2 separate regions of the Homo sapiens genome follow, and region 1 is linked to region 2. A link is an interaction called in ENCODE POLR2A ChIA-PET data of the cell type or tissue named here. Cell type or tissue: OCI-LY7. All regions are shown on one strand. Each heading gives the region's core, and the rest is flanking DNA. Links, peaks and the distances in the headings are about the cores only.

The links. ChIA-PET counts read pairs that join two places held together with the same protein. Peaks named below come from ENCODE experiments on the same cell type or tissue, not always from the same donor. Only the 100,000 strongest peaks of a DNase experiment are listed, where the experiment ranks them.
Region 1: POLR2A ChIA-PET joins it to region 2 with 28 read pairs; 4 of 35 experiments call an interaction of 5 or more read pairs at or near these places.

The regions. Positions count from the first base shown.
Region 1 is chr5:126,967,359-126,977,765 of GRCh38, forward strand. All of the region lies in intron 1 of MARCHF3 (membrane associated ring-CH-type finger 3), which reads right to left. Among named protein-coding and RNA genes, the nearest start is that of MARCHF3, 58 kb to the right of the region's middle. RefSeq lists enhancers at 5,106-5,195, 5,216-5,265. In OCI-LY7, for the core only: no CTCF peak of the experiment used is centred there; a DNase peak (open chromatin) is centred at 5,353; H3K4me3 peaks cover 2,653 bases; H3K27ac peaks cover 3,078 bases.
Region 2 is chr5:126,870,784-126,881,190 of GRCh38, forward strand. It overlaps MARCHF3 (membrane associated ring-CH-type finger 3), which reads right to left. Exons shown (of 5, transcript NM_178450.5): 4 at 7,402-7,611; 5 at 1-8. Among named protein-coding and RNA genes, the nearest start is that of LMNB1, 99 kb to the left of the region's middle. RefSeq lists an enhancer at 4,580-5,079. In OCI-LY7, for the core only: no CTCF peak of the experiment used is centred there; no DNase peak of the experiment used is centred there.

The DNA of each region.
Region 1 (10,407 bases), core at 3,400-8,399, 97 kb after region 2:
GTAATGAACCACTACATATTCATCACCCTGCTTCAAAAATACTCAACATTTAGGCCTGGTGCGGTGGCTCAAGCCTGTAATCCCAGCACTTTGAGAGGCCGAGGCAGGCGGATCACCTGAGGTCAAGAGTTTGAGACAAGCCTGGCCAACATGGTGAAACCCCATCTCTACTAAAAATACAAAAACTAGCCAGGCGTGGTGGCCGGCACCTGTAATCCCAGCTACTTGGGAGGCTGAGGCAGGAGAATTGCTTGAACCCAGGAGGCGGAGGTTGCAGCGAGCCGAGATCCTGCCATTGCACTCCAGCCTGGGTGACAAGAGCAAGACTCTGTCTCAAACATTTTGTCAGCCTTTTTCATCTATCTGCCCCCTCCTCTTTTTTTGCACTAGAGCTGGGATTGGCAAACTGTAACCCCATAGACCACATCCAACCTGCTGCCTGTGTTTTAAAAATTGAGATATAATTAATATAACACATCATAAAACTCACTCTCTTAAAATATACAATTCAGTGGTTTTTAGCATTTTACAACATTGTGCAACCATCACCATTATCTAATTCCAGGGCATTATCATCACCCCAGAAGAAACCCCACACCCATTAGCAGTCACTCATTCTCCCCTTCCACCAGCCCCGGGCAACCACTAATCAACTTTGTCTCTCTGGCTTTATCTACTCTGGATATTTCATGTAAATGGAATTATACAATATGTGGCTTTTGGTGTCTGGCTTCTTTCACTTAGCTTAATGTTTTCAAGGTTCATCTATGTTGTAGAATGCACCAGTACTTTGTTCCTTTTCATGGTTGACCATTTCACATTTTGTTTGTTCATTCATCAGTTGGACAGTTGGGTTGTTTCCACATACATTTTCAATTCTACTGGGTATGCACCTAGGAGTGGAATTGCTAGGTCATATGGTGACTATTGTTTAGCTTTTTGAGGAACTGCCAAACTATTTCCCAAAGTGGCCACACCACTTTACATTTCCATCAGCAATGTATAAGGGTTCCGGTTTCTCCAAATTCTTGTCAATATTTGTTATTGTTTATCTTTTTGATTCTATCCATCTTAGTGGATGTGAAATGGCATCTCATTGTGTTTATTTGCATTTCCCTAATGACTAAAGAGGCTGAGCATCTTTTCATGTGCTTATTGGTCATATGTATACCTTCTTTGGAGAAATGCCTATTCAAATCTTTTGTCCAGTTTTCAATTGGGTTATTATTATTTTTGAGGCAGAGTCTCGCTCTGTTGCCCATGCTGGAGTGCAGTGGTGGGTTCTTGGCTCACTGCAACCTCCACCTCCTGGGTTCAAGTGATTCTCGTGTGTAGTCTCCAGAGTAGCTGGGATTACAGGTGTACCCCAGCAAGCCCAGCTAATTTTTGTATTTTAAGTAGATACAGGGTTTCGCCATGTTGGCCTGGCTGGTCTTGAACTCTACCCAGGCCTCCCAAAGTGCTGGGATTACCGGTGTGAGCTACCGTGCCTAGCCTATTTTTTTCAACTATTAAGTTGTAAGAATTCTTTATATGTTCTGGATACTAGACTCTTTTCAGATAAGTGATATGCAAATATTTCCTTCCATCCTATGGGCTGTGTTTTCACTTTCTATCTTGAAATAGTCCTTTAAAGCACAAAGTTTCAAATTTTAATTATTTTTTCTTTCATTGCTTGTGCTTTAGGTGGCATATCTAAGAAACCATTGCCTAATCCAAGATCATGAAGATTTACATGTGTTTTCTTATGAGTTTTATATTTTAGCTCTTACAATTAGTTCTTATGCATCTGAATTTTTAAAAAACTTATGTACTTCTAAGGTACAACTAATTTTAGAAAGTAAGAGTGAGTAGATTTTGATGGCCTCCAAGAGTTTAGAAAAAGGTATGAGCTTTGATGCACAATTTTACCCAACATATATATGTTGGATGATTGGAACTTTTTTTGGTCTACTTTAGGGTTTTTTGCTCTTTTGCAGCAGACAGCTGGGTTGTCCAGAGAGCTGATTCTGGAAAGGTGTATATTACTATTTAGGTAAATGGTCAGCTTCTAGTATCAGCAAAATAAAATACTCCAAACATGTTTAGGAGGAGCCCCTTACAGTCCCAAGTTTAAAAACACAGACTGTTATTTTAAGACATTTTCTATGTATAGAGCCCCACAGTTCTAACACAGGTATTTGGAAATGTAGAGAAAAGGAAGCAAAAATCAGCAGCTGGGACTTAGTTTCCAACCAAGGGAGGATGGCATGGATGGCTGCACTTCTTTCATTTGCAGACATAACCACAAACCATCAGTTGCTGGTTGACAGTTTGTTCTGGAGATGTGAGGCCAGTGGTTCTTAAACTTGAGCGAGCATTAGAATCACCTGGAGAGTTTATAAAAACCCAGATTCCTGACCCCCATCTGCAGAGATTCTGCTACAGGAGGCTGGGGTGGGGCCATTAATTTGCATTTCTAATAGGCTTCCAGATGCTGCTGGCCCTAAGACCACACTCTGAGTAGCACTACTTTAGATACATGGGCCAACCATCTCGCCCTGGTGCTTACCAAACATTGACCAAGCAAACATGAAGCTAGGTGACTCTCCTTGGGGATGAATATGATAATAATCTACTGAGAAATTCAAGAGGCTGTAAGTATCCCAATTTCATTAAAATTTCTAACCATTGGTGATGTCATTTCAGGTTCCAGGCTTATGCTCTTTTTCTTCTTCTTTTTTCTTTTTTTTTTAATTTTTTTATTTTTGAGACAGTTTTGCTCTGTCACCTAGGCTGGAGTGCAGTGGGGCAATATGAGCTCACTGCTTCCTCTGCCTCCCGGGTTCAAATGATTATCCTGCCTCAGCCTCCCAGATAGCTGGGATTACGGGCACATGCCACCACACCTGGCTAACTTTTGTATTTTTAGTAGAGACAGAGTTTCGCCATGTTAGCCAGGCTGGTCTCGAACTCCTGACCTCAGATGATACACCCACCTCAGCCTCCCAACGTGCTGGGATTACAGGTGTGAGCCACTGCGCCCAGCTGGCTTATGCTCTTTTTCTAAAAATTTGTCCACTTAGGAAAGTGTCTTGATTTCAATAAAATTAGCATGGATTAAATTACTTTTTTTCTTTTTTTTTTTTCTTTTGGTATTTGATCTTGCTCGATGAATGTGGACATCAGCTATGGGTTAGGAATGCTATTCAGGAACATCTAATGTGTTTGTGATAATGTATTTGACTTGTGGCCAAATGGTACTCTTGAGAGATGTGGTTGTGACTTTGACAGATTAAGCCAAAGTTAAATTCTGATGAAGTGCAAAGGAATTTTATCGGTCCCAGGATGGTTGCCAACTGTGTTGGGCAAAAGAGTGATTTTCCAAAAAGGTCCAGAGCAATCCGCATGTATTCTGTCACCTCTACTTCCAGTTTCTTCAAAGGCCAGCCAAAAGCTTCATTTTCCTACTTCCTGTCATTTCCAAAACCACAGCTTAAACCTGAAAAACAAATGGGAAGCTGTGTTCCTGCCTCTTATGATTGCTGCCACTTACAAACCAGCAAGAACAGAGCACAGCAAGCAGAGGAGAGTTCAGTCTTGCTGATGTCACATGAAGCAGAATGAGGACTCTGCTTGTTTGGCTCCTGAGTTTAAAAGATAAGTAGACAATTTATTGTTGGTAGGTTGAGAAAATTCAAGAACAGAGAGAAATCTGACAGTCTGGCCATAAGAAGAAATTTTTGCATTTATGTTCTTATAGCCATACCTGAAGTCAACTAATTACGTTTGGAGAGAAGTAGAATGCTTGCTTTAAGAAGAAAAAACAGGCTAGGGCGCGGTGGCACACACCTGTAATCCCAGCACTTTGGGAGGCCGAGGCGGGCAGATCATGAGGTCAGGAGATCAAGACCATCCTGGCTAGCATGGTGAAACCCTGTCTCTACTAAAAATACAAAAAATTAGCCGGGCGTGGTGGTGGGCACCTGTGGTCCCAGCTGCTCGGGTGGCTGAGGCAGGAAAATGGCATGAACCCGGGAGGCAGAGGTTGCAGTGAGCCGAGGTCGCGCCACTGCACTCCAGCCTGGGTGACAGAGCGAGACTCTGTCTCAAAAAAAAAAAAAAAAAAAGAAAAGAAAAAACAAATGTTCTATGTTGACCCTATCCCCAACATCCTTGCAGCAGGTCTATTGTACCTTAAGCTGTGCTCTAACTTCATTAGCAGGCTCTAGGCCTCTCTCCCAGAGATCACCCATGGGAGGGATCCAGCTTCCTTCACTCAGCAGCTCTTACACTGCTCCCAGGAGGAAGGAAGCATTTTGTTTTAAAGAGACTGCAACACAACCCAAAGGAAAGACAGTTATCTTAGTGTCCATATGTCCACAAGAGGAAAATGTGGGTGTAGCATTTTAATCCCAGTAAGTGACAATTAGTCACTAGGCTTCTAAGAAGTTTGACACTGTTATTCCTCTCCCCCTTTTCTAAATTGCAAGGGTAATACTGCATTTGCACAGAAACCATGCTAACTGGCTAGCTACTTCATTAAATTACCATATGATTCTTATTTTATGGGTACAAAACAGTTGATCTCAGTGAACCGGCAACTTAGAAACTTAGGAGGCAAATTAGAGCAATTACTAATAAATTATACATGTGGTAACTAACAATTTGTCTATCACCTAGAAATATGAGAAAAAACTGCCAGACTCCCTGGCTCTGCAATTCTGAACAAGTCTTTTCATTTTTTTCTTTTCCAAGACCAAAAGCTGTCATTATCCACACCAGTTATACCATTACTCTTGCTGCTTTCACAGAGTCCAACATTTATAATACAAAGTTAGGAGTACAACGAGTGGGATTTGCATTCTGTTTGGAACAGAGTGTTTGACTGCTTAAAATTAAAGAACTAAAAAAAAAAAAAAAAAAAAATTCCCAGAACCTCAAATCACCCCCTAAAAACCAGGAAGTGAGATTCATGTTAGCTTTCCCTAAGTAAGTTTATGGAAGAGATAATGGCAAGAGGTAGGGGCAAAGTATCTGTTCATTCATAATCACTACTGTGCTTCGTTTCTGGGCAAGGTAGTCTGATGAAATTAAAGGAAGTTCTGTGTTACAAGTCATGTGCTTTTATGGGGGAGGAGGTGAGATGAGGTCAATTAACAAGATATGATCTTTCTCTTCTCTCCCTGCTTGTCTCACCCAGGCCTCGGGTGTGCCATTCAACATGAAAGGTGTTGATGCCATTCATTAATTGAGGGTCAGATTCCTCTATCAGCATATTCCTCCCATCTGAGACTGCCTTACCTCCATCCACTTCCACCCCCAACAGGTTTCATTTTCTGCAGCTGCTGTCAAGAGCTACGTGGAGGAAGAGAGTGGTTTTAACAACTGCATGCTCAAATTTATTCTCACTGGCCTCTTGTTTGAAGGAAGTCCAATGTCTAGACCCTGGATGTTGAAACAGGATGTAAAAAAAACACCAAAAAAACCCTGTATATTTGAGAGAGTTTTGAAACCCATCCCAAATACACTCCAGCAATGGAGAAAAATTTGATTTTGGCATAATTTATATACCACATTTCTCCCCGTACCCAACAAAAGTGTATGCTAATGTCTCTATATCACATGATATATCAGTTTAAAATATTCTTTCTCTTTGCCTTTGTTCGTAGTCTCATTTCCACTTTTACTTAAAATTTTAATATCTTCTCCCCAGGTTCTTTATTTATTTTTGCTATATGCCTGAATATAAGACCTAATTCCATGTCACCAATATCTCCCTTGAGAAGCACTGATGTTAAGTAGAATAAAATGTAATCAACACTCATTGTTTCCTACCAGGACAACAGTAGGGTTTAAAACAAAACCAACCTCGTTATGAATTCCAAACGCCCTTCTAAATAACTCTGGGTGCCATTTCACAACCTGACCTGCATAGTTCCTTTAGGCTGCTGTGGGAGTTGTGACTATCCTGTGTCCACGTTTGCATGCTAGGTTGCACTAACCCAGTAAACACATTCTGTATCAGCCTGCAGTTTGTGGAGGTCCGAGCACAACGCATGGAATTCCACCTCTCTGGGGTTCCTGCCAGGTGGAGCAATCCAGAAGTATAGCTTCCACCTGTAGGGGAGGCGCCTGCAAACCTGGCAGCTCTGAGGTCACACTGCTCTTAATTCAGACCACATCTGAGCTCACCTAGCTAGATGCTAAAGCAGACAATTGCAGAAGTGCAGAGGGTGGCAGAGAGAATTTGGGGGCAATGATCCTCAACTCTCACATTCCTTTTGACTAAAATGCATTGTAATGACTCTACCTACTTCAGTAGTGCTAGGAAAGAGATGTGGATTACTGCCTCTGTGCAATGATAAAGCAGTAAGTTATCCGTATTAGTAAGAACATATATACGTTTTTGTAGTTCATCACCATCCAAATTGCCTAAGGTGATGGCCATAAAGAACATTATTTTCAGGCATAAATATAAGTTGGAGACTGAAGGATCTGTAAGAGGAATACTTTCTATCCAGAATATTAAGCAAAATCTATTTTTTTTTTTTTTTTTTTTTTTTTTTTTGAGACGGAGTCTCGCTCTGTCGCCCAGGCCGGACTGCGGACTGCAGTGGCACAATCTCGGCTCACTGCAAGCTCCACTTCCCGGGTTCACGCCATTCTCCTGCCTCAGCCTCCCGAGTAGCTGGGACTACAGGCGCCCGCCACCGCGCCCGGCTAATTTTTTGTATTTTTTAGTAGAGACGGGGTTTCACCTTGTTAGCCAGATGGTCTCGATCTCCTGACCTCATGATCCACCCGCCTCAGCCTCCCAAAGTGCTGGGATTACAGGCGTGAGCCACCGCGCCCGGCCGCAAAATCTATTTTTTAAAGTGAGGTGCCCAGAATGAAGAAAAGATGGATGGGGACCCTTCCCTCCCTCAAGCAGGTCAGATTGCTGGGAATGATGGTCCAGGCTCCTGGCCCCCATCCTTTCCTGTCAAGGCTACACCTAAGTGAGGGTAAAAAATCCTGGAGAAAACCACTGCAGGAGGCAGAAGCCTCCCCAGTGTGTCCTACTTCTGAATTCTGTTATTGGACCAAAAGAGCCCTCTGCTCTTCTCCTCCATATTTTTCACTGTTGCTCTCTGGGTAATCAGAGGCAGAGGGAAAAAAAAGTAACCTTTCCTGATACTCTTGCCCTTGTATTTTGTTCAAAACTCTCTGTTACCAAAGGAATGATTAGGAACCTCAGTTGGAGGTTCTGAAATCAAAATCATTGCGTTGATCAAAGGTAGGGCCTTTCTAGCACTGTTTGTCAGATGAACTCATTTAAAAGTGGATTTCAGGGAATCTTGACCAAGATTTCAGATCACCACACACAAGTTACGGAGACTGTGTTTACTCAGACAATAAGAAAGTACATCTCTTTCTGTAACCTAAACTCTGCTTCTTATTAAGTTTTTACATGTTCAGTCATGCTTTGAGCATTACTTTATTCCAATAAATTAATTTTATCTGTGACTTAAAAGTCTTAATGAGAAGCTATGTAAGTTACATGTGACAGCTGAAGTAATCTGGCTACCATTCATTCTGAAATCTATATTTAAAGTGGGATATAACATTCTTTTTTTCAAAATTTATTTATTTATTGAGATGGAGTCTCGCTCTGTCACCACACTGGAGTGCAGTGGTGCAATCTCAGCTCACTGCAACCTCCGCCTCCCAGGTTCAAGTGATTCTCCTGCCTCAGCCTCCCGAGTAGCTGGGACTATAGGCGCATGCCACCACACCCAGCTAATTTTTGTATTTTTAGTAGAGACAGGGTTTCACCATGTTGGCCAGGATGGTCTCAATCTCTTGACCTTGTGATCTGCCTGCCTTGGCCTCCCAAAGTGCTGGGATTACAGGTGTGAGCCACTGGGCCTGGCTGAAGTGGGATATAATATTGTAACAATGAAATTTTACTATTACATTTTCATGTGTTCACATATATAGTTGAAAAAAATTTTTTTATTAAGTTTTCTTCTCTTTTTAATTGACACAAAATTATACATATTTCTGGTGTACAATGAGATGTTTGATATACATTGTACAAGGATCAAATCAGGGTAATTAACAAATCCACCACCTCAAACATTAATCATTTCTTTGTAGTAAAAACATTCAAAATCCTCTCTTCTAGCTATCAAGTTATTTTGTAATTTGTGTAATATTCTGGTAAAACGGCCTAAACTGGGGTCATATTTCCTCATCAGCCGCATTCTGCTAATGCCAGATGCCCTGGGAAGATCTTCACTGCCATCTTGGAAGGATGCAGAATGTGGTGATGAGGAAGCCATTCTCCCAGGTACAGCAAAGGCAGAGTCTGTTGGCAACCCACCTGAAGGGCAGTAGACTTCTAAATAGCGAGTTGAGGTCCATGTGGGTGAAGCTAAAACCCAGAACACTTTTACTGGCTAAAAATCATGATGATTCAAAACTCAAACCTTCACATGGATGCACCCAAAGTGAATCAACAAAATTTAAAGTCCTTTGAATAGATCAATCTTCTCTAACTAGAAAACAGACCTCATTTTCTCTCTTTGCCATATCATATTCCCAGTAGGCCTGTGCCAATGCCTCTTTGGGTTTCTTTCACTCCCTTTGCAGCTGTTCTTTTGTTCCTGTCTCTCTTTTGTGGCTCCCCAGGGTGATGTGCAAAAAAGCTCCTTCAACCAGGTTTCCACTGTCTTTTTTTCCTACTTAGGATAATGTTCTCCTGCTATCACCCAGGGAATGACATAGAGGGATCTTTCTCCTTCTATATTCATGCAGCTGAGGCACATCTTCATTCTTTTTGTTAATCTTTTTTTCCCAGTTAAGATACATTTTTGTTATGTCCTCTATGGGACACACCTGGGTGTCCATACTACAGTGTGGAGGACCTTGAGGGTAAAATTATCCACAGCCCAGTGGAGTTTGGACACAAAATCTTACATGACTCGATCAATTTCACTTTGCATTTTGCCAGCCCTGAACCTAGGAATCATTCTGTCTTCTTGTTAGCTTACTCTGGTTTCAAATCTAGGTACAAGTCAAACTCTCTTTCAGCTCCTCTGCTACTTGGTCTCCAGGTTCATTGCCTCTGCTTTGGGCTACCCTGGCTTCCTTGCAGAACTATCTGACCCTCTACTGGGGCACTCAGCCCCTGTGTGGTTTCCAAAAGCTGAGCCTCTGTATTTCCTTTCTATCTATCTAGACCTCTTCACATCCTTGACCTGCCTTGGGGCCACCTCAGACCTGGGGTGGCTGATTAGTTGTCTCCCCACCCAGCTGAGGTCACCATGGCTTTCTCCTATCTCCTGTTTCTGAGGTCAGGAGCTGAAATGACACAATTTCCTTCAGGAGCCCACTCTGGCATCTGCAGTTGCACACATGGCACCTGGCTCTCTCTCCCTCTGGGAATCCTCGCCCCGATCCTGGCAGCAGGGAGAGCCCCATTGGGCCCTCCACCTGCTCACGTGGCAGGCAGCCCACACATCCTGCCTGGAAATGCCCCCACAGTGATGCTTTCCTGATCTGGTTTACATCCACCGATCCTGGGTTTGCTTCTTGGTCCCATCCTCCAAGACAATTCCTAGGAGCTTTGAAGAGAAAGGAAGGTCTATGTATATGAGAGGTGATGCCTGCTCTTAATGCCCTGCTATCAGGCCACATTTGGAGGCACAGGTTTTATCAGTTTTGGCCAGACTGCTGTCCACCCAACATAATCAGCACGTACATGACTGAAGGCAGAGCTCTGCTCTAGGGCAACATGTTTTGGGTCCGAGGTAAATAGCAGATACAGAGGTGCTGAGGGGATCACATGAAGTCATGCTGCTGAAGTTACTGTTGCCCTGTACAAAGTCCTTTTTCATTTTTATAAGGACCCCAAGGCACAGCTTTGTTTTAGTAGTGGCTTATATAATTGACTCCCCTCTTTGCCTTGGCTGCTGGAAAGCTTAGCACCAAACCTGAAGGTCACCTAGGGCATAGAATAAACCTGAATGAATTTTTATAATAATCTTAATCACTGGTCCATTTTATATTCTTACCTTTCATTTTTCACTTCTACCCCCAACCCATCTACCTCTAATGTATATTTCCTTGCCAGCCACCTTAAGCCCTTCCTAAATCAAGGAATCGGCAAACATAAAATAAGGTAAACAAACATAAAAATGGGGTTTTATGGAAAACTGAAACAGATCTCTTTCACACCGTTGCTTGGAAGATAAATTTCTAGAGAGCAATAACTACTAAATATTACAATGCATATATTCATGACACAGAAATATCAATTCCAGAAATTTATCCTACAGTCATACTCATATAAGTGTGCAATATATGTTTGATTGCAGCTTGTTTATAATAGAAAAAAGAAAAAGAAATAAGGTAAGTGTACAGGAATGGCTAAACACAGCA
Region 2 (10,407 bases), core at 3,108-8,107:
AATGACACCTGGGGATGGGAGAGGAAAAGTAAGAGAAAAGAATTCAGGTCAGCAGAAGTGGATAATCAATACAAGAAACAAATATGTCATTTGAAAGAGCTTCAAAGAGCTGGAAGCACTATGGCAGGGCAAGAACCCTGGGAAAATGGCTCTGGCACGCAGTGAGTGTTGAGAGATTGGGCACCAGCCAAAGAGCACCCTATGTGTGGACACATGGGCAGGGCTTGCATGGTGGCTTCCTTTGTTCCTCCTCATACCGGGTAAATTCAGGATATAAATGGGAAAATGAGGTTATTTCTGAGTTTGGATTTATTTTCGGACTAGTGGTGGATACAATGCCAGCCCTCGCCCAGCTGTGTGACCTCAGCAATGCGCCTATCAGGTGCCTAGGTTCTTCTCTGTTAGATGAGTGGGATGCTAGGGCTTCATGAACCTTCCTGCAAGTTAGACCCTGCACAACTCAAAGGATCCCATTCATACTATGATATGAAGGACACCCTTTGTACTGTCCTGTGGACAACCTGCCCAACAGCCTGGTGGCCCCAGTGGGTGATTCCTAATTGCATCCAGCTCCAGCATTCTATAGCTTCCAATAAGGAAATCACAGTGTGGCCACTAACTCCCCTGATAAATCTTCTCGAGCCTCAGGCTAGGTGGGGCACGACTCCCTTGGGTGCCCACTGTGCCTCAAGCTTACCCACATGGCACTGAGTGTCCTGAACAGCACTGTGCATGTTTTTCTCTCCCCCTGCACTAGAAGCATCTTGAGAGCAGGCGTTGTGTTGTGTTCATCTTTGCATGCCCAGCACCTGTTACAATGTCTTGCACTTAGGAAATTGCTCAAGAGAGTTTGCTGAGTAAATGAATGAGTGAATAAGCATCCTATATTTTCTGATTGCAACACTGCTTCAAACTTAAGCCTCTCTCTCTTTTTTTTTTTTTTGGATGGAGTCTTGCTCTGTCACCCAGCTCAAGTGCGGTGACATGATCTCAGCTCACTGTGACCTCTGCCTCACGGGTTCAAGCGATTCTTGTGCCTCAGCCTCCTGAGAAGCCGGGATTACAGGCATACGCCACCATGCCTGGCAAATTTTTGTGTTTTTAGTGGAGACAGGGTTTCACCATGTTGGCCAGGCAGGCTGGTCTCGAACTCCTGATCTCAAGTGTTCTGCCTGCCTCAGCCTCCCAAAGGGCTGGGATTACAGGCGTGAGCCACTGTGTCCTGCCAAACCTCTCATATAATACATGATGGTAGAAGCAGTGACATAATGGTGCCTGAGAGATCCTTGTCTTTTTTTTTTTTTTTTTTTTTTGAGACAGAGTTTTGCTCTTGTTGCCCAGGCGGAAGTGCAATGGCGCGATCTCGGCTCACCGCAACCTCTGTCTCCCAGGTTCAAGCGATTCACCTGCCTCAGCCTCCCGAGTAGCCACCATGCCTGGCTGATTTTGTATTTTTAGTAGAGACAGGGTTTCTCCATGTTGGTCAGGCTGGTCTCGAACTCCCGACCTTAGGTGATCCACCCACCTCTGCCTCCCAAAGTGCTGGGATTACAGGCGTGAACCATGGTGCCCGGCCAAGGTGCTTGCTTTTTATGTACATATATTGGAATGAGATGCTTAAACCTGTAGTCTGTTTTGGAGAAGGCTGGCATAAAACATTGATGGACCGTCCAAGAAATTCAGAGTCTGATGTGTAGGTAAGTGCTGGAAAGGAAGGAGACCATGAGCTTGGAGTGACAAATCAGGTCTGGGCTGTTTAATTATCTGGGAGTAGGTGTGTTGTGTTGATCCCACTAAAGGTCTATGGTGGTCAGAAAGTAGGCTGGCCTGATGACTTGGTCTCGAGTTTCTGGAAGTAGATGAAAGGCAGGCCCTTGATCAGAATGGGCTTTTTAGTCTTCATGGCAGGATCATGAAATTCAAGGCCACTTATTCAAATTTCTGAGGCTAGAAAGCAGATGCCACGGGCCGAGTGCCAGAGAGGGTTGAGTATGAAAATATACGCTTTTAAACTCACACAGAAGTGCTTTTCTCCAAAAGTCCCTGAACATGCTAAAGTGGATCAGTTTGGTTTTTTTTTCAAGTGTGATTCTCTTGTATCTATTCTGTCCTGCTGCTGCTTGGTGCCACTCACGAATGTAGGAGAGGCAGGCTGGGAAGCCAGCTGTTCAGGGCCAACAGCGGGAAAGAGGTGGAATGCAGACAATTATTATACTAATAAGGAACTTTGGCAATATAAGAAGTCTGGAATCTGGGAACATTACGGGAAAGCTGGATTTCAAATCAAGAGTCCCCTTTTCCATGATGCTGAGAGCTGTGCACACTGGCATTAGTAATTGGAGAAGTAGTTATGAGTGCAGGCCGCAGGCTCCGGAGCCAGGCACACGGGCCTGCAATCTGCATCCTCTACTTAGTGGTTACGTGACTTGGGGAGGTTATTTGCTGTCAACAAGCTTCAGTTTCCTTGTTTGTAAGATGTGAATAATGATATTTGATGTAATGCATATAAAACACCTAGCACAGGGCACAGAGCATACATTTTAGTGTTCTTGGGCTGGTATTTTGTGTGTCTTAAATATAAGAAAGAATTTTGTGACACCCTTTAGATACAGGGTAACAGAAAAAGAAAAAAAAAAAAAAAGAGAGACAGAGACAGATTGGGCTATTTCCTTTAAGGCTCTGCTCTCGGCGTGGTCCTGGACCAGCAGCAGGCTGCATCACCTGGGAGCTTGTTAGAATATCAGAATTTTGGGCCCCACCCAGACCTAAGGAATGAGAGAGTGCATTTTAACAAGACCCCCAGGTGATCCGCATGTGCATTCAAGCCTGAGACGCACTGCTTCAAGGAACACAGGGAGTCAGCGACTTAGCAGGTCTCCTGGTTCCATGGCCAGGAAATTAAAAAATTCAGCCCACTTGTGTAGACAAACAGATGAGATCTTATTATACATTAATCTATTTTAATTGTGGTTAATCACTACAGTCTGCAGGCAAATTCAATTAATAAGAAGAAAGCAACATAAGAAGATGCTTCTTTGTCAGGGAAAATAAAGGCAAGTTGAGCACAACGCCAAGGAGACCACAGGTTTGCATTGCCCTGGGTTAATGCTACTTCTCTAGATGCTCCAAGACACTGCATCCCTGCAATGCAATATAATTGGAAAGAAAGGAGGTCTAATTTAGAAGAAGAATAAGGCAGCGAGGAAAAAGAAAACATAAAAAGATGCTCCAACAATAATGTTAGGAATTTCACTTAGATATTTCTTAAATTTTTGAGTTTAGGAGAGAGGAGGAAGAGAGTATAGGGCCACTATTATAAAAATACTGCTCCTTATGGGATGCGCTTCCTGAAGTTTCTAGTTTATTCATCTAACTAACCTCCTATCATGGGCAAGTCTGCTGTACAAAGAGTTGTGATCGCATGAATATTATGAGAAGGGTTAGAAAATGTTAGCATCCACTCTTCCCATTAGGGAGGTGACTGCGGCTGGGGCAAAGGTGTGCTATAAAGTCACAGCAGGCGGCCTGGTGCAGTGGCTCATGCCTGTAATCCCAGCACTTTGGGAGGCCGAGGCAGGCAGATCACCTGAGGTTGGGAGTTTGAGACTGCCTGACCAACATGGAGAAACCCCGTCTCTACTAAAAATACAAAATTAGCTGGGCGTGGTGGCACATGCCTGTAATCCCAGCTACTTGGGAGGCTGAAGCAGGAGAATCGCTTGAACCTGGGAGGCGGAGGTTGCGGTGATCTCGGCTCACACCACTGCACTGCAGCCTGGGCAACAAGAGCGAAACTCCCTCTCAAAAAAAAAAAAAAAAAAGTCACAGAAGGCTTTGGGATATCTGATTACATATTTTGATTTTGCCCTTTCTCTCTGGAAGTGGTGTGACTTAGGGATATCGATGGGACTAGGCCTTGGCAAACGGCCTCCTCAGCAATGTGCCCAGCTCACCTATCTATCTCTGACTGCACTGGGGAAAAGGAGTATAGGAGTGAATTGGTCATGGGGAAATACCGCTGAATACCCTCAGGATGCTTGTAGGCCGTGTGGGGGATGTGTCTAAAGCAGCCCCACAGTGAGCCTTGTTGGGACAGCGTTCCATTGGCAGTTCCCCCTTTATAAGAAGAATTTAAACAATCAAACCTTGGGACTGGGAGTCACACTTTGAGGAACCGGGTCGCTCATTCATTCCCTTCTGTGCTGGACACTGGTTGCATCAGTGATGCAGTGAGTGGAAAGACTTCCTGTACATGGTGCCTCAATTCTCCTCCAAACTCCAAACTGGGGCTGATACCAAGTCCATTACCGACAATTTCTTCATGTTTAATGTGGACTCAGTTCTCAGCCAGCTCTCTTTGTGTCTGTCTACGGGTTTCAAATCACTTGTGACATGGACAGTGATGTTTCTAGGACACCTCTCCCTGAGCTCTTAGGGTGGAGCTGACCAAGGCCCTGGCCTCCTGGGGCCCAGGTGTGCTTCTGGAACACAGCAGGTTCCAGAAGGTGGGACTCCATGAGGGTGTGTCAAGGCTGGACCTGCATGGCCACGTGTGCCTGCGAGAAACTCCAAGGCACTCTGAGGCGTGCAGCGTGAGCGCTTGTCCTTCTTCACAGTACCAGGGAGGCCCTTCCAGGAACGGCTCCTCTGAGGAGCCAGGCTTGGACTGACACCGTGTTTGTTTATCTAAGACATTTTCACAGCATATTCTCCTTAAGCTTGACAGCTTGTTTACAATGGGTTTCTGCCGCAGGGCAGTTTCCAAGTGCTGTCAGCTTCTGAATTACGGCTCTTGCCAGGGCCGCTCAGCACAGCATTTATCTGGGACGGAGTTATTCTATATTCAGTAACCTATTGCTGAGCTGACTCCACAGCACGTTTTTCACACCAGTCAAAGGGGGAGAGATGCCTTCTTTCCCTCCTGCTACTTTGCATTCTATAAAGGGCAGGGGGAGGGTGGAAGCTGGGGGAGCAGGGAAGCCGCAGGAAGGAGCCTGGGGCCAACACTCTGCTAGGTGCTTGCATGTATGTTCTCAGACGTTATCTCACTTACTCTTTGCAATAACCGATTGACCTAGCGGTTATCAATTATTTCCTGTATTTTTTTGTACAAGAGGAAGGATGAACAGAGAGGTTAAGTATCCTATTTGAATTTACACTGTTATTAGGGTGATAAATCTTGGGTTTAAACACAGGGCCCTTGGATTCTAAACGCATGCATAGCACTGCCCGTGAGAAACATTTCTGGAATGAAGTATGTTACCATTTTCCTGAAAGAGCCTAGTCTAGGTACCTTTTCTACCCAAACCTTCCTTTCACCTGAGATGGGAGATGAAACGAGGTCACATCCATTTTTTCTTGAGATAACCTTTCTTTTCTTCCTTTCTTCCTTCTTTTCCAGCCACCTATCACCCTGTTTCTTTCTTGTTAGATAAGTGTATGCTTTACAAAGCAGGATTTCAGAAAGGCCTTACATTGGTTTTGAAAGCCCAGCATTTAAGCTCACTTCATCCATCCTTCATCATAGGCACTCTTCTAAAAAAAATTATAGACTAGAAAACCTCTAAACATGGCAAGAACTTATATTATTCTCCAAAGTACTTTCCCATAAACACTTTGACTTAAATCTCATAACACCAGGGGAATTTGGCAGGATGGGCATTACCACTATTTCCACTTGACAGATGAGGACACTGAGCCTCACAGAAGCCAAATGACTTTCCCAGGGTGGTGCTGTTGACCAGGAGTTAGATAGTGCTGCTTAGACTCCTTCATTTCTTATTTCTAACCCTCCTCCCATCACAATGGAAGCTACTGGAACAGCTTCGTTGCCTGATTCAAAATGAACCAGGATGAACTTTGGAAGCGTAGACTTTTTTTTTTTTGAGATGGAGTCTCACTCTGTCACCAAGGCTGGAGTACAGTGGCACGATCTTGGCTCAGTGCAACTCTGCCTTCTAGGTTCAAGCAATTCTCCTGCCTTGGCCTCCCAAATAGCTAGTATTACAGACATGCACCACGATGCCCAGCTAATTTTTGTATTTTTAGTAGAGACAGGGTTTCGCCATGTTGGCCAGGCTGGTCTCGAACTTCTGACCTCAAGTGATCCGCCCGCCTCAGCCTCCCAAAGTGCTGGGATTACAGGCATGAGCCACCGCGCCCAGCTGGAAGCGTAGACTTCTAAAGGAAGCAATAATAGTTTTGCTTGGGGCTTCACTAGCCTGGGAACAGAATGTCTAAATTAACCATAAGACTCAGATAAGTTCTTAGCATTAGAACACTCCCTCTTTACTGAAACTGAAATGTATCTCCTTACTGTTTGAACACTCTCACTGGAGGGGAGGCACAGAGCTGGAAGAGCCATATGATGAAGAAGAGGGAAATGAACAGGGTTGTGGGAGTGGCAGCTGGAGGAACAGGGTCTGGGAGACACAGAAAGGGAGGAAGTATGTGCTAGAAGCAGCTTCCACATGCTGACACTGTGCTATGGGATATGGGAATGGTACACTTTAGACAGGAAATACATATTGAATAACAGTGGAACGTGCTCAGATTAGAAACGAGCAGGCACAGGAGAGTAATGCCAGGAAGCAGGGGGCCCAGCTTCTGAAAATATTCTAGAAGACAGTGATGTCCTTCCCTGCAGCTCCCAGAGGAAAGCATAAGGAGAGAGATCAAATGTTGCATTTTGTGGGTGCTGTCAACTGGTACTCAAGCGATCAACTTACTGCATGAAGTTAAAAGTTAAAAGAATGAAAAAAGTGATATGTAAAAATTCTTCCTCACACACAGCGAGAACACTTATTGGGAAATGGCCTTTCTTTGGTGGCAGCTTCTCAGCTAGATAAATTAGTGCTTTTATGGGCAGCAGAGTCAATATCCCAACACACAGAATAATCACCAGGCAAAGTGCGGCTCCACGTCCAACAAAGACTTTAGGCTGTGTCAGGACGTAAGAAGGAAATAACCAGCAGGGAGGATTCACGATCTGTGCAGGCAGTGACAGCAACAGCAGCCAAATGCATCATTCATAATATACTACAATCCCGGCAAAAATGAGAAACATAAACAAGGGAAAGAAAATGCCAAGACTCATAACAGATGGAGTCCTAGACTACTAGAGGAGAGAAACGTCCATGGTGTGTCTGTGTCTTTGACTGATGGACACCCAGAAGCCAAACTTTTTCTTTATGTGATCCGCCTTAGCAGCACAGACACACACACAGACAAACACACACACACACACATAGTCATAAACCAAATCTCATGCTCCCGCCAGCAATCGAAGGTCTGTTTTCTACCGGGCAGGTGAGATGTGTTACAGACAAGAGGAAAGGCTTGTGCCAGCTGTGAGGCTGCCAGCTCCAAATGGCCTGAACCCCAGCCACGGCCCATACTTACTAGTGTCCAAAAGAGGTAAATAGTGAAGAGTGCGACAGTGAGTGCAATCAGTCCGACGGCTTCCAGCCGACTACTAAAGTGCAGGTGGTCCACGGCGCCCCGCAGGCACAGCCAGCCCGAGATGGTGGCCAGGGGAGTTATAAACAAGAAGCACACCATGTCGCCAAACAGAGTCCGCTTCTCATGCTGGGGGCCAGGGTTTCTCAGCCACTGCCAGGTAAAGGGAGACAGAGAAGAGCAAGGGAGAGGGTTAAATGCCAGTGTGGAGTGGAGACACGCTGTTCTGAAGTTATCTTTGCCTTCAGAACCTTGGGAAAAGGCATTTCTGACTTGTTATGAGATAACAAGGAAGTGTTCAGGGCTCATTCCCATGCTCCACCCCCTGAATAATAATGATATGATACAAATAACAATAATAATTTATAGTGTCCTTGCTGTAGATGACCTACTTTTTGTGAAAATAGTCGTTACTATTCAGAATCACAATGATCCCATGTGGAAGGAAGAGAGAATGTTACGCTTGGAAGGTGACAGCTGAGGTAGGAGAAGTTCAGTCATGTGTCCAAAGCCTTCCAGTGTCTTCACCCTGGGAATATGTGCTGGAAACGGTTGAGTTGCTCAAGCCCCGCACATTCCCAAGACAGGCCTGTTTTTAGGACTGGCTCTTGACCAGCTTCTGAGAGATGAGCTCTGAGTCCTAGTAACATTTTACCTGATAAGAGTATTTTGCATGCCAGAGGCCTTGGGCCCACAATACTAGTATGATGAGACACTTTATGCCAACAATGTGATTTATGGTGAACACCTATTTTTGCCCTGGGAGCCTGGAGTTTGAGTAGCTGAGGTCAGTCATGCAGATATTGCATGTCTGTGTGACTGATCCCAGTCAAATCCTGAATACTAAAGCTCAGGTGAGCTTCCCAGATTGGCAAATACTTCGCCCATGTTGTCACAAATCATTGCTGGAAGAATTAAGCATATTTGTTTGACTCCACTAGAAAAGGACACATGGAAGCCTGTGTCTTGTTTCTCCTGGACTTCACCCCATGCACCTTCACCCTTTTCTGCTTTTAATCTGTATCCCTTTGCTGTAATAAACCATAACCATAAGTATAACAGTTTTTTCTGAGTCCCGTGAGTACTTTTAGTGAATAATTGAGCCTGAGGATGGTCTTGGGGATACCAAACACGGAATAATACTCACCTGACCCCATGAACTCATTAATGCCCACTCTTGGCTTTTGGATCCTGAACCTCCTCACTTAGGACCACCTCTGACATCTTGATTATGCTGCCATCTTGACTGAACTAATCCCCAAAAGGATGGGGAAAACCTCATGCTTGTTGAAAGACTAAATAGAATTTCTACAGTTAGGAAAATAGGATGGCTGTCCTCCCATTTGGGTACCTGCTTAATGCTTGCTATAATGCTTTCCAAAATCCATTCGACAATAGATTTAATTCAGTGCTTACATACTGGTGTCAATTCACATGAGTAATGAGGCCTGATAGCTCTTCTTCAGATTAGCATTGAAACACTCTACAGATAATTTGACATTCCCATCTCACTGTTCCATGTAGTAAACAGAGGCCAAGGAGTCCAGAGAAGGAGTGGGGTCAAACACAGACGATGGGGTTGGGGTGAGGAGAGACACTGGTACTCTTTGCCTTCCATCTTGTTCCTACCAACAAACAGGGACCTAGCATTGACTGTCTGCTGATGCGTGCCCAGCAGTGCCACACAGCTGGCTTGCCAAACAGGAGCACTGGCCACTTGCAGCCCAAGTGGCCAGGGCAGCGAATCCTACAAAACCACTGGGAGGAAGAGAAGGGCCATGATGGGTGAGACAAGAGTGGGTGGGGCTGACAGGAGAGGGAGGGGAAGGCCATGCTCAAGCATGGAACGACAAAATAGAAAAGCGGCAAAGAGGGAAAGAAGTTGAGGAAAGAGCAGTGTAAGGCCTGGCAAAACCCCAATGAGTGAGTAAAAGAAGCAGGAGGTAAAAGGCACCAAAGAAAGTTTTCTGGGAGGTGCCCTTCCTCAAATGTTTGCATGAATCCCCAACACTCCACCTTTCAGGGACAAGCCACCTTAAACACGGGCTGAAATGCTGAATACAGTCAGTTTCACCTCGAAAGTGGACACAAATAAATATTAAAACATAGATAATGGGGAGCTGACTTGTCTGCGAATTTAAATACTGCATTATATTTAATATAAATACCAAAATAAGTGCAAATGATATTAATCCTGCCATGTGTTGTCATGCCACCTCAGACATCTCAGCAGCTTCAAAGAAATTCAAAGAGCTCTTATTAATTAACATGTTCTTGCCTGAGTACTGGGAATATCACTATCAAGTGGAGAGTAGAAATAGGGCATTATTGTATCTTAATTTTATAGAGGCTCAGTAAAGTTAAATGATGGTGCCAGGTGATTCAGAAGCTGAACTGAGAAGAGGATCGAGATCTCTACTCTTATTTAGATGTTAGTGAATGTTCAAAAATTAAAATCGCAAGACATTTAGACATCCAGATTATTAAACAATGGTGACCAAATTATAGCAAACCAACCCAATTCTCCTCATGGTTCAGGTTTTCCCTGGAAGCAGATAGACATCTGGTGTACTCTTCTCTGTACTTCCATTTTGGAACAGTAGGCCCTGAACACATATGCTACCGATGTCCACAGAAACACTGACCTCATTAGCTAAGACTTCCCTTCCTTTCTTTTGCTTGGGAATTCTGGATGCATTTTATTAAAACTAACTTAGTACTTTACTTATTTATGTGGCCCTTGACATTACCCTATGAAATGACTTAGATATGGAAGGAGGGGAGGAGGTAATTACGAATCAGTGTTTATCTCTGCCAGATGCAAAATAAATGTGCAAAGACAAACTAGAGATTATGATTGCTTGTTTCCAGTTTCCTGTTTTCTAACTGTTCTTTGATCTTCCATATTTATGTGCCCATGATCACCCAATAAGATGAATTCTGCATCTT